Linked DNA regions of Homo sapiens: region 1 is linked to region 2. The links are chromatin contacts, found by Hi-C in ENCODE. All regions are on one chromosome and are shown on one strand. The core of a region is the stretch at or near the end of the contact, and the rest is flanking DNA. Distances in the headings are between cores, read along the strand shown.

Region 1 (6,441 bases), core at 3,907-6,406, 1.3 Mb after region 2:
ATGAAAATTTACTAGAGGAGCTCAAACACAGAAGAATCAGTGAACTTGAAAATAAGACAATTGAAATTTTCAAATCTGAGGAGCATAAAGAAAAATAAATAAAGAAAAGTGGATAGGCCAAGTGAGGTGGCTCATGCCTGTAATCTCAGCACTTTGGGAGGTCAAGGCGGGTGGATCACTTGAGGTCAGGAGTTCGAAAACAGCCTGGCCAACACAGCAAAACCTTATCTCTGCCAAAAATACAAAAATTAGCTGGACATGGTGATGAGTGCCTGTAATCCCAACTACTCAGAAGGCTGAGGCAGGAAAATTGCTTGAACCTGGGAGGCAGAGGTTGCAGTGAGCCAAGATTGTGTCACTGCACTCTAGCCTGGGCAACAGAGTGAGGCTCTGTCTCAAAAAAAGAAAAAAAGAAAAGTGGACAGAGACCAAGGAACTTGTGGAATACCATTAAGTAGACCAACATATGCATTACGATTCCCAAAGAGGGGTTAGAGAAAGGGGCAAAAAGATTATTTGAAGAAATGGCTGCAAACTTCCCAAATTTGATGAAAGGCACTAATCTACAAATCCAAGAATCTCAATAAACTCCAAGTAAAATAAATCCAAAGAGACTCACACTGAGACACATTATAATCAAACTGTTGAAAGACAGAGAATCTTGACAGCAGCAAGAGAGAAGCAACTCATAATGTACAAGTGATCCTCAATAACACTATCAGCTGAAGTCCAATCACTCTGAGGGAAAAGAAAAAAAAAAAGACTACTGGCCATTTTCTCAGCAGAAACCCTGGATGCCAGAACGCAGTGGGATAATACATTTAAAGTGCTTTAAAAAAAAAAAAAACTGTCAGGACAGGCATGCTGGCTCACACCTATAACCCCCAACACTTTGGGACACACCAAGGTAGCTGTGTAGATCACTGGAGCCCAGGAGTTTGAGACCAGCCTGGGCAACATGGCAAAACTTTATCTCTACAAAAAAACCCACAAAAATTAGTTGCACCTGTAGTCTCAGCTACTCAGGAGCCTGAGGCAGGAAGATCACTTGAACCTGGGAGATCAAGGCTACAGTGAGCCATGATCACACCACTGCACTCCAGTCTGGGCAACGGAGAGAGATCTTGTCTCTTAAAAAAAAAATTATGCGAAATCTACTCTGCCTGTGTTCTATAAAGGGAACAACAAAGCCTGGATGACAGCATATCTGTTTACCCTACAGTTTGCTGAATATGTTAAGCTCATTATTGATACCTACCCCTCAGAAAAAAAGATTCCTATCAAAATATTATTGCAGGCTGGGCACAGTGGCTCATGCCTGTAACCCCAACATTTAAGGAGGCCAAGGCAGGAAAATCACTTGAGGCCAGGAGTTCGAGACCAGTCTAGGCAACACAGCAAGACTCAGTCTCCATTAAAAAAAAAATTACTGACCATTGATAGTGCACCTTGTCACCCTATAGCTCTGATCGAGATGTACAAGGAGATTAATGTTGTTTTCATGCCTGCTAACACAAAATCTTTTCCTTAGCCTGTGGATCAAGAAGTACTTTTGACTTTCAAGTCTATTATTTAAGAAATATATTTTGTAAAGTTATGGCGGCCATAGATAGCAATTCCTATGATGGATCTGGGCAAAGTCAATTGAAAACCTTTTGGAAAGGATTCACCCTCCTAGATGCCATTAAGAGCATTTGTGATTCATGGGAGGAGGTGAAAATATCAACATTAACTGGAGTTTAGAAGAAGTTGATTCCAACCCTCATGGTTGATGTTGAGGAGTCTAAGACTTTATGGAGGGATGTAACTGCAGATGTGGTAGAAACAGCAAGAGAACTAGAATTGGAAGTGGAGTCTGAAGATGTGACTGAATTGCTACAATCTCATGATAAAACTTTAAGAGATGAGGAGTTGCTTCTTCTAGACAAAGTGGTTTTTTGAGATGACATCTACTCATGGTGAAGTTGCTATGAACATTGTTGAAATGACAACAAAAGATTTAAAATATCATATAAACTTAATTGACAAAGCAGCAGCAGGGTTTGAGAGGACTAACTCCAATTTTGAAAGAAGTTCTACCGTGGGTAAAATCCTTTCAAACAGCATCACATGCTATAGAGAAATCTTTCATGAAAAGCATAGTCAATTGATGCAGCAAACTTCATTGTCTTATTTTATGCCACCCCAACCTTCAGCAACCACCACCTTGATAGTCAACAAACATCAAGGCAAGACCCTCCACCAGTAAAAATATGACTTGCTGAAGGCTCAGATGATCATCAACATTTTTAAGCGATATAATATTTTCAAATTAAGGTATGTACATTGTTTTTTAAACATGTTATTGCACACTTAAGAGACTACAGTATAGTGTAAACATAACTTTTTCTTTTTTTTTTTTTGAGATGGAGTTTCACTCTTGTTGCCCAGGCTGGAGTGCAATGGCATGATCTCGGCTCACTGCAACCTCCACCTCCCAGGTTCAAGCAATTCTCCTGTTTCAACCTCCCAAGTAGCTGGGATTACAGGTGCCCACCACCACGCTTGGCTAATTTTTGTATTTTTAATAGAGACGGGTTTCACCATGTTGGCCAGGCTGGTCTCAAACTCCTGACCTCAAGTGATCCACCCACCTCGGCCTCCCAAAGTGCTAGGATTACAGGCATGAGCCACCACACCCGGCCTAGTATTTTTTTTTTTAAGAGATGGGGTCTTACCATGTTACCAAGGTTGGTCTCAAACTCCTGAGCTCAAGCGATCCACCTGCCTCAGCCTCCCAAAGTGCTGAGATTACAGGCCTGAGCCACCATGCCGGCCCAACATAACTTTTATATGCACTGCAAAACAAAAAAATCCCTGTGACTCACTTTATTATGATATTGGCTTTATTGTAGTGGTCTGGAACCCAACCCACAGTATCTTCCAAGTTTGCCTGTACATTTTAGCTATCTATTATTAAACAACTTAGTGGCTTAAAACTACAATAATTTTATTTATTTGCTTGTAATTTTGCAATGTGGGCTCAAATAGCCTTTCTTTGCTCCACACGCAGTCACCTGAGGTGGCTCCAGTGGGCTGGAGAATCCACTTTTTAAATGGCCTTCTTCACGTGGCTGGCAAAAGTTGGTGTTGACTGCTGGCTGGGAGTTCAACTGAGGCTGTTGGCCCAAACCTCAGTTCTTCTTCACATGGTTGGTTGGGCTTTTCACAGGCAGTAAGTCTGAGAAGTCAAACTTCTAACACAGCAGCTGGCTTCCCCCGAATGCAAAAACAGAAGCTATCAGGCCTTCTTAAGGCATAGTCCCAAACTGGCATAACATCACTTCCAACGCATTCTACTATTGATTAAAGCAAGTGACAGGCCCAATCAGACTCAAGAGAAGAGAACTCCTAAAGGTGCAAATATTGGGAAGCCTGGTTCATTTGGGGCCACCAAAGTAGCAGTGTACTGTAAGATAGTCACCCTGCCAAGTGTTCTGTAGCTGTATATTTGTAATTACTTCTAATTGTATTGAGTTTTAAAAGTAATCTCTAAAAAAAAATCAGTGTTTCCATATCAAAAATCTATTGATGTTTATAATAGCATCCAACATATGCAAGTGTTAGCTCATACCACTAATTATTACTAAATCAGTATTATAGTTCTTTGCCTCCTATTTTCGCCATATCTGTCAGGTACATTCATAATCGTTCCAAATGAGCAGTCACTGAAATAATTTCAGGTTATTGTATCTTTCTGAAACTATAATTTGTTGTTTAGAAAGTAATCTGCATATTGAGAGACTTTGTAAGGGTTCAAACATAATCAAACTCCACCTTTCTGACCAGTAACTTTTTTCCCTGAAGATGAATGCTTTTAACTTCAAGAAACAGAACACCCAAGCAACAGACTTAGAGTCTAAACAGTAAAGACCTTTAATCATCTTTTTTTTTTTTTTTTTGAGATGGAGTCTGTCGCCCAGGCTAGAGTGAGGTGGCTCCACCTCGGCTCACTGCAACCTCCACCTCCCGGATTCAAGCGATTCTCCTGCCTCAGCCTCCCTAGTAGCTGGGACTACAGGTATGCACCACCACGCCCGCCTAGTTATTTTGTTTTTTTGTTTTTTGTATTTTTAGTAGAGACAGGATTTCACCATGTTGGCCAGGCTGGTCTCGATCTCTTGACCTAGTTATCGAGACCACCTCAGCCTCCCAAAGTGATGAGATTACAGGTATGAGCCACTGCACCCGGCCAAGACCTTTAATTAACTTACACAACAAAGTCTGGAGATAGGCAGTTCCAAGCATGGTACAGCAGCTCAATGATATCATCAAGTATTTGGGTGTTTTCTATCTTTGCCCTCAACCATCTTCAGCACGTGAGTTTTTCTTTCCTTTTTTTTTTTTTTTTTGAGACGGAGTCTCGCTCTTGTTGCCCAGGCTGGAGTGCAGTGGCACAATCCCGGCTCACTGCAACCTCTGCATCCCGGGTTCAAGTGATTCTCCTGCCTCAGCCTCCCGAGTAGCTGGGATTACAGGCGCCCACCACCACGCCCGGCTAATTTTTGTATTTTTAGTAGAAATGGGGTTTCACCATGTTGGCCAGGATGGTCTCGACCTCCTGATCTCGTGATCCACCCACCTCGGCCTCCCAAAGTACTGGGATTACAGACCTGAGCCACCGCGCCCGGCCTGCACGTGAGCTTTTCATCTGGAAACTTGTCCCCTCATGGTCAGTCCTCACACCACCCCACTTACAGAAGAAAAAAATGGAAAGGTGAAGTCTCCTCTGGAAGCTTCGTCTTTTTATCTGGGAGGAAAATATTTCCCAGAAGCTGCCTTCTTTTAATTTCTGTCAGACTCTAGACTACCCTCAAATTTCACTGGACCTGCGATTACAATATTACCTAGCAATAAGAATCAAAAGAATCGAACATCATTGAGTGGGAAAAATCCTCTGCAAGTACAGCCAAGCCTTTTCTGAGGCTATTTTTAAACTTACAAATCAGAGGACAATCGCGACATTAGAGGAAAATTACCCAGGTTTACGCCATCACTAACGATGATAGCTTACGATGATAGCTAACCCAGCTCTTCAACTTCCTTTCAATCTCCAGAAAAGGCTCTCTGCGTGCTAATGGTAACGTGGCTTTACAGATTTTTACCCACTTCAAATATGGCCGCCAAGCTCCGTTCTCTTTTACCGCCTGATCTGCGGCTACAATTCTGGCTTCATGCCCGCCTCCAAAAGTGCTTCCTCTCGAGGGGTTGTGGTTCTTACTGCGCAGGCGCAAAAGCAAGTCCTCTTCCGGGCAAAATGGCGATGGGACTAATGTGCGGACGCCGGGAGCTTCTGCGCTTGCTACAGTCCGGGCGTCGGGTAAGGATGCCCCGGGGCAGAGCACCGGGATGCTGCCCTGACCCAGTGAACCAGGCCCCAGGACAGCTCGTGCTAGGGGTATCAGCAGACGCTGACCTGCTCACCGGGACCTGAATGTCATGACCTCGGGTCATGTGAGGACGCGCTAGGGTTAGTCCCCGACACTATGGGCCCAGCAGCCCGGTGTCAGCTTCTGGAATTGGCTTGGCTCCTGGCGAGAGCACCTCGGCCTCGTTCTCAGGGCCCTCCGATGTGGGTCTGCGATAACTGAGATGCGGGGAACCCAGGTTCGAGCTTCGCTCTGCAGGCACCACCCGCTGCATGCCTTCGGGCTAGCGGTCTGCGCGCGGTGATAGCAATGTCCTCCCCTGTAGTGGCCGAGCTGCCTGCTTCTTGGGGAGTTAGCATAATGAATCCCGTTTGCACCCACGCGAGGACTTCTGCTCCCGGTAAAGGGGCTCCATCATCCTTTTACACGCTCAGGTCCACAGCGTCGCAGGGCCCTCGCAATGGCTTGGGAAACCGCTGACCACACGGCTCCTATTCCCAGCAGCCCCGTGCTGCTGTCGCCCACACTACCTCTTCCTTGCGGCTTCCGGCCCCCGCAGCCTCAGTACCTCTGCTATCTCTTTTGCAGAAGTCCAGGTAAGAGGCCTTTCGTTCCTGCAATATTAGGAGTGGTGTTTCCTGGTTGGTTTCATATTTTGTTTTGTTTGGGAGCAGGGGGAATATGGAGCAGAGTTCTTGTCCACGCTCCACACAGCTCTCCAAAATGATAGCATCTCTGCTTAGGATGGATTTTCAATTCAGTGGGGAAATGATTGAAAGTACAACAGGAGAGATGTTATATTTGGTTTTCTGAGCTGTTTTAAAGAAAAGCAATTGTTTCATGTTAATATATGGCAAAAATCATGATAGTGATATTCAAATGGCTGAAGTTTGGAAAACAGTGATAAAAGAAATAACTTCCCAGCATGAAGGGAAGTCATGGATTCTTACTCAAAGTAACTTCTCTTCCTAACTATTGATAAAAATGAGATGTCCTTTTTAAGCTTGAAATCTGCAGACACTAGGCTAACCTG
Region 2 (5,841 bases), core at 218-2,717:
GCGATCTCAGCTCACTGCAGCCTCCACCTCCTGAGTTCAAGTGATTCTCCTGCCTCAGCCTCCCAAGTAAGTACCTTACAGGCACACGCCACAACGCCCACCTAATTTTTTTAACAATACATTTTACATTTCCAATAATTGCCAGAGGCACAATTAAGCATTGTTGCCTTGTTAAGCATTGTATCATTAGCCCCTATCGCAAAGTGAGAATTCGCTCAATATTCCCTTTAAAATACCTTTTAGTTGATACTGCCAAATCCTTTTCTAACCCCATCAATTATTTGACTCTAAATAAATCCGTTAGGAACAGTGGTAGCTTCAGGTTTCCATACAGGTGGGACTTGGAAGTAGCAATATGGTAAGAATGGGGATGTAGGGGTTTATTTAGAAACTGCATTTGCATGGCAAGAAAGCTAGTTTCATATATGTTGTTTATTTGGACTGGGGTTACGGAGATAACGAAGAGGGGGTAGTTAAAAGCCTCTTCAGGCCATGCCTTATCACAAACGTGTGGGAAAGGTTAATATTTTCCAGGATCGCCAGTGCGTTTGAGGAACTGTTAACACACTCTTTCATTTAAAAGGAAAGTTTTTAGTTTTATTTGCCTATTAATTCTAAGGCAGGGATGACTCCTCAATTTGCTTCTTCACCAATATAAAAAATGTCCATGTATTGGTGTTTACTTTTTAAAAGTAAGGCTGGTATTAATTTACCTCAAAGCACAGATGAGTTCATAAATAAGCAGTTATGCTTTCGTGGGATTTTCCATAAACATACAAATTGTATTTGAAAAAAAATTATATGACGAGTCTATACCTCACACTCTAAAAAGTTACCTTTCAATTATATACTCTCCCTTACACTACTCCCCACATATCAACGTTTCATTGGTCACTTCATTAACATAAGTTTGGACTAGTTTAAAGTAGTGAGGGGTAACTTTTTACTTCGAACACTGAAGGCTGCTAACTTTCCACTTTAGCAATTTAGCTAGTCAGGTTTTATCATCTGTTCTGGAACAAGTAGATGCACTTACCTATTGTGAGGTCGTGGACAGGCTGGAACCGCTTATCTGTAAACTGCAGGAGGAGACATGACTTCCCCACACCTGAAAGAGAAAGCACACTCCCGGAATCACGCAGCCCTGGAACACCTTCCAGAGTATGGACTTCCCGGACCAGAGAAGGGGGGCTCCCGAGCCCCGCCCCCGGCCGCCCCGAACCGCCCCGCCCGTCTCGAATCGCCCAGCCCACAAAGTGAGCCCCGCCCCCGCCACCCAATTTGGGAGCTTCGAATGCCCGCCCGAGCCTTGAAGGCGAACCACCTGAGGGTTACCTGTGTCTCCGATGATGATATACTTGAAGAGATAAGCATAAGTCATGGTGTCGCGTCCTCTGGGTTCCGGGTCCGCCCGACTTCTATAGCCACTTACCTCCGACCTCTCTAGCCACTCAATCTACCGATCTTCTTCTTCTCCCCCTTCCCCCCGCTCCCCCGCCCCTCCGGCTCCTCTAGCCCAGATCACGTCTCTATTGCACTCCCCGGAATCATCCTTAGGTCGGGAGTACCCTACGCCACCTCCAGGGACGCTTCTAGCACTTCTACATGCCCTTATCCCTCCAAACTCCAGGGGGCGATAGCCCAGCGCCTGACTCTCTGCAGCCCCACGGCGCTCCTTCCAATCAGCAGAGAGAACACACGTCCTTGCGGAAGTGACGGCAGTTCCGAGTCCAGTGGGGGCGGTGGGAGCGATGAGGGTCTGAGACGGTGGGAGCGGTTGTGTGAAGATGGAGGTAGGAACCTGATAGCTAAGAAGGCTGGCGAGAGAACGCGGCCGACCGGGTTGAAGCAGGGACGGGAAGCCGGGCGGAGAGGCGACTGACGGGAGAGGAGAGAGAGCGGGGTTTGGGGAGTGTTGTCAGAATGTCAGGGTCAAAAGCCATCGCTCCAAGCTGACTCCCTGCTCCCCCTAACTTATCCCCGCGACTTTCTTTTGGTTTCCAGTTTCCCGGAGGAAATGACAATTACCTGACGATCACAGGGCCTTCGCACCCCTTCCTGTCAGGGGCCGAGGTGAGCCAGAGCTGCCGACGCCGCGGGGGTAGGGCCTGAGGCAGCGGTGGGGTAGGGTAGTGGGGAGGAGAGCACGGACTCCGGGGACGGGGGCTGGGAACCAAGGGCCGCAATTGGTGTTTAGAGAAAAGTGGCGGTTGCTTCTAGAGCCTGTGGGGACTATCTGGGGAAGTCTTGGGAAGTTGCTGTCATCAGAAAGCAAGGTATTGGAAAGAGATAACCTGTTTAAAGAGAAAAGGGATTCTGGATTAGAAGACAGAGTGGAATTGTCTCCTTTCTCTGGGGAGAAATAGCTACAGTAATCTTAGGGGATCGCAGTGGAAAGAAAATGTTTCAGCAGCTGAAGAAATTGGGGTTGAGGGGAGGAGCTTATTGGTTTTCTTTTGTTTTGAGACAGAGTCTCGCTTTATCGCCCAGGTTGAAGTGCAGTGGTGCGATCTCGGCTCACTGCAACCTCTGTCTCCTGGGTTCAAGCGATTCTCCTGCCTCAGCCTCCCGAGTAGCTGGGATTACAGGCGTGCGCCACCACGCTCGGCTAATTTTTGTATATTTAGTAGAGATGGCAGTTTCACCATATTGGCCAGGCTGGTTTCGAACTCCTGACCTCAGGTGATCCACCCACCTCGGCCTCCCGGAGTGCTGGGATTACAGGCCTGAGCCATTGCGCCCGGCCTAAATTTCCTACTTTGATAAAAAATTTGTGGTTACCTTTACCTACATGGTGTCAGCTTGTTTTGCTAATGTCAGGAGGAAAGGAAATAGCTGCTAGAGAATATAAAAGAGTTGAGTAGGACATGTGTTTCAATTTGCCAGTGACTCAGACGTTGGGCACATTACTTCATCTTTGTATGTCACAGTTTCCCCAGCTGTCAAACAGCTGTAATTATAGTTTCTTATGCTGTTTTAAAGTAGAAGTAAAGGTTATGATGAAACCCTGAAGTGTTCGTTAAAAAAGTTTGGTTGAAATATTGTCATAATATAGATATGTATCACTTGTTTGGGAGAGGCAAAAGAGAATGGTGGAACAGACAAAAATTTCTGTCTTTGAGAAACTGAAGTCTTGAACCATCTGCCATTTTTTGAGGACTTTTATATTTATTTTCAAAAGTGGTGTGGACCATTTGCATCAGTTTTTTTTACCAAGAATTGTCAGTGGCTGTTGCATGGGCTTATCCTATAATCCTAACGTTTTCATGGATGAAAATGGGGTTGACAAGGGCCAGTTGCTAGTTTAACTTTTTTTTTCTTTCTTTTTTTTTTTGAGACAGTCTCCCTGTAGCCCAGGCTGGAGTGCAGTAGCACGATCTTGGCTCACTGCAGCCTCCACCTCCTGGGCTCAAGTGATTCTCCTGCCTCAACCTCCCAAGTAGCTGGGAATACAGGTGTGCGCCACCACACCCAGCTAATTTTTTTTTTTTTTTTGAATTTTTGTAGAGACGGGGTTTCACCCTGTTACCCAGGCTCTTTAACTCCTGGCCTCAAGTGATCTGCCCGCCTCAGCCTCCTAAAGTGCTAGGATTACAGGCATGAGCCAATGTGCCCAGTGCCAGTTTAACTTTTTTGTTGCTTTTATTTATTATTCTCATAAGCAGGATAAGTGTGAATCTAGTATGCAGCAAACTTTGAAATGATATAAAACCTAAATCTGGGCCCAGCACAGTAGCTCGTGCCAGTAATCCCAACTGTTTGGGAGGCTGAGGCAGGAGAATTGCATGAGCCCAAGAGTTCTAGACCAGCTTGGGCAACGTGATCAAACTCTGTCTCTATAAAAGATAATAATAATTAATTTTAAAAAAACAGGTGAGGCGGGGTGCGGTGGCTCATGCCTGTAATCCCAGCACTTTGGGAGGCCAAGGAGGGCGGATCACGAGGTCAGGAGTTCGAGACCAGCCTGACCAACATGTGAAACCCCATCTCTACTAAAAATACAAAAATTAGCCGGGTGTGGTGGTGCGCGCCTGTAATCCCAGATACTCAGGAGGCTGAGGCAGGAGAATCGCTTGAACCTGGGAGGCAGAGGTTGCAGTGAGCCGAGATTGCGCCATTGTACTCCAGCCTAGGTGAACGAGTGAGACTCCATCTCAAACAAACAAACAAAAACAGCTAAAATCTGCTTGGTGCTTTGCACTCTTAGTTGCCATTTTCTTCTAAGTGAGATCTTCATTTTTAAATTTCATTATTTGAGTGTTGCAAATCTCACATTGGACTTACCTGCATGAAATTCCCAATTTCTCCTCAATCAGGTCTCCACAGTTTAAATTTTGTTATTTAGAGTGTTATAAATTTTACGTTGGCCTCGTTCATGAGAAAGTGCATTTTAAAATTAAATACAAGTAGCTTTCAAGTTTACCCACTGTTCTTAATTCTCTACCCCATTTATGAAGTTGAACAATCAAGAGGTAGCCACATTTAAAAAAGTGGTTCCTTTTTGCTTTTGCTTTTGTTTTTAATAGAGACAGGATCTCACCATGTTGTCCAGGCTGGTCTCAAATTCCTAGGCTCAAGCGATCCTCCCACCTTGGCCTCCCAAAGTACTAGTATTGTAGGTGTGAGCCACCATGCCAGGACAGAAGTGGTTCCTTTTCACATCAAGAAACTTCCCATGAAGAATCATGGTGTATAGTGAAGAAAAGTAAATTTAAAGTATTAACAAGTAATATTATAATAAAAAAGAAAGAAACTTTCCAGGTTTGAATCTGTCCTTTGTTTTTGTTTTTGTGACTTAAGAAATCTTATTTTATTTTGCCAAGAAACTGATAGCTAAGTTTTAGGCTCAATTTCAGTAGCTTCCTTTGCCTAAGGCTCCTGTCATTGTTAACAGTTCTCCATTTTCTCATTACAACTTCTACACCTTCCCTTTCCCTTGGTAGCGGTGGTAATGGTTGTTTATAACTTTTATTTTAATGGGGTTATGGTTTTACTGTGAGCCATTCCAAATATATCTTAGAAGTAGGTAAAGGTAATATTAAAAAAAAGTTTTTTTTTACAAGAGAGGAAATTTTTAGACTTTGCCGACCCTCCCCCAAAAAAGTAGTTGCCCATAAAAAGTTCTAACCATTAAAAAAAATGAATAATTGGACTCCACTGTAATTAGGAACTTCCTTTCATCAAAAAACATGATTAACAAATAGGCATTCCACAGACTGGGAGAAGATATTTACAATACATATATCTAACTCATATTCAGAATATATCAAGTACTTCTGCAGAGTAAAAGAAAGAATCCAGTTTAAAAGGAAGCAAAGGCCAGGCGTGGTGGCTCATGCCTGTAATCCCAGCACTTTGGGAGGCTGAGGCGAGTGGATCACCTGAGGTCGGGAGTTCAAGACCAGCCTGAGCAACATGGAGAAACCCCTTCTCTACTAAAAATACAAAATTAGCCGGGTGTGGCAGCGCATGCCTGTAATCCCAGCTACTCAGGAGGCAGAGGCAGGAGAATCGCTTGAACCTGGGAGGTGGAAGTTGTGGTGAGCTGAGATTGTACCATTGCACTCCAGCCTGGGCAACAAGAGAGAAACTCCGTCTCAAAAAAATAAAATAAAAGGAGGCAAAAGATTTGAACAGTCACTTCACAAAAGAAGACGTCCAAATTGCCAGTGAGAGTTGGCAAGGATGTGGATAACTTTTTTTTTGAGACAGAGTCTTGCTCTGTCACCCAGGCTGGAGTGCAGTGGTGCGGTCTCGACTCACTGCAACCTCCACCTCTCACGTTCAAGCAACTCTCGTGCATCAACCTTCTGAGTAGCTGGGATTACAGGCATGTGCCAC

The links. Hi-C counts contacts between places; a loop is a spot of excess contacts on that map. Pooled maps may share reads with other maps.
Region 1: a loop to region 2 is called in a pooled map, with 13 times the contacts of the local background. The contact joins the promoter of OXA1L-DT here to the promoter of RAB2B in region 2. A Hi-C loop is called at or near these places in 6 of 50 pooled maps.

The regions. Positions count from the first base shown.
Region 1 is chr14:22,761,406-22,767,846 of GRCh38, forward strand. It overlaps OXA1L-DT (OXA1L divergent transcript), which reads right to left and starts at 5,157. Exons shown (of 3, transcript XR_001750638.3): 1 at 5,019-5,157. It overlaps OXA1L (OXA1L mitochondrial inner membrane insertase), which reads left to right and starts at 5,283. Exons shown (of 10, transcript NM_005015.5): 1 at 5,283-5,359; 2 at 5,843-6,004. The coding sequence starts at 5,297. RefSeq lists enhancers at 3,878-4,441, 4,442-5,004, 5,005-5,568, 5,162-5,391.
Region 2 is chr14:21,475,492-21,481,332 of GRCh38, forward strand. RAB2B (RAB2B, member RAS oncogene family) reads right to left here and starts at 1,468. Exons shown (of 8, transcript NM_032846.4): 1 at 1,336-1,468; 2 at 1,037-1,108. The coding sequence starts at 1,381. TOX4 (TOX high mobility group box family member 4) reads left to right here and starts at 1,704. Exons shown (of 9, transcript NM_014828.4): 1 at 1,704-1,793; 2 at 2,005-2,073. The coding sequence starts at 1,788. RefSeq lists enhancers at 885-1,004, 1,585-1,654.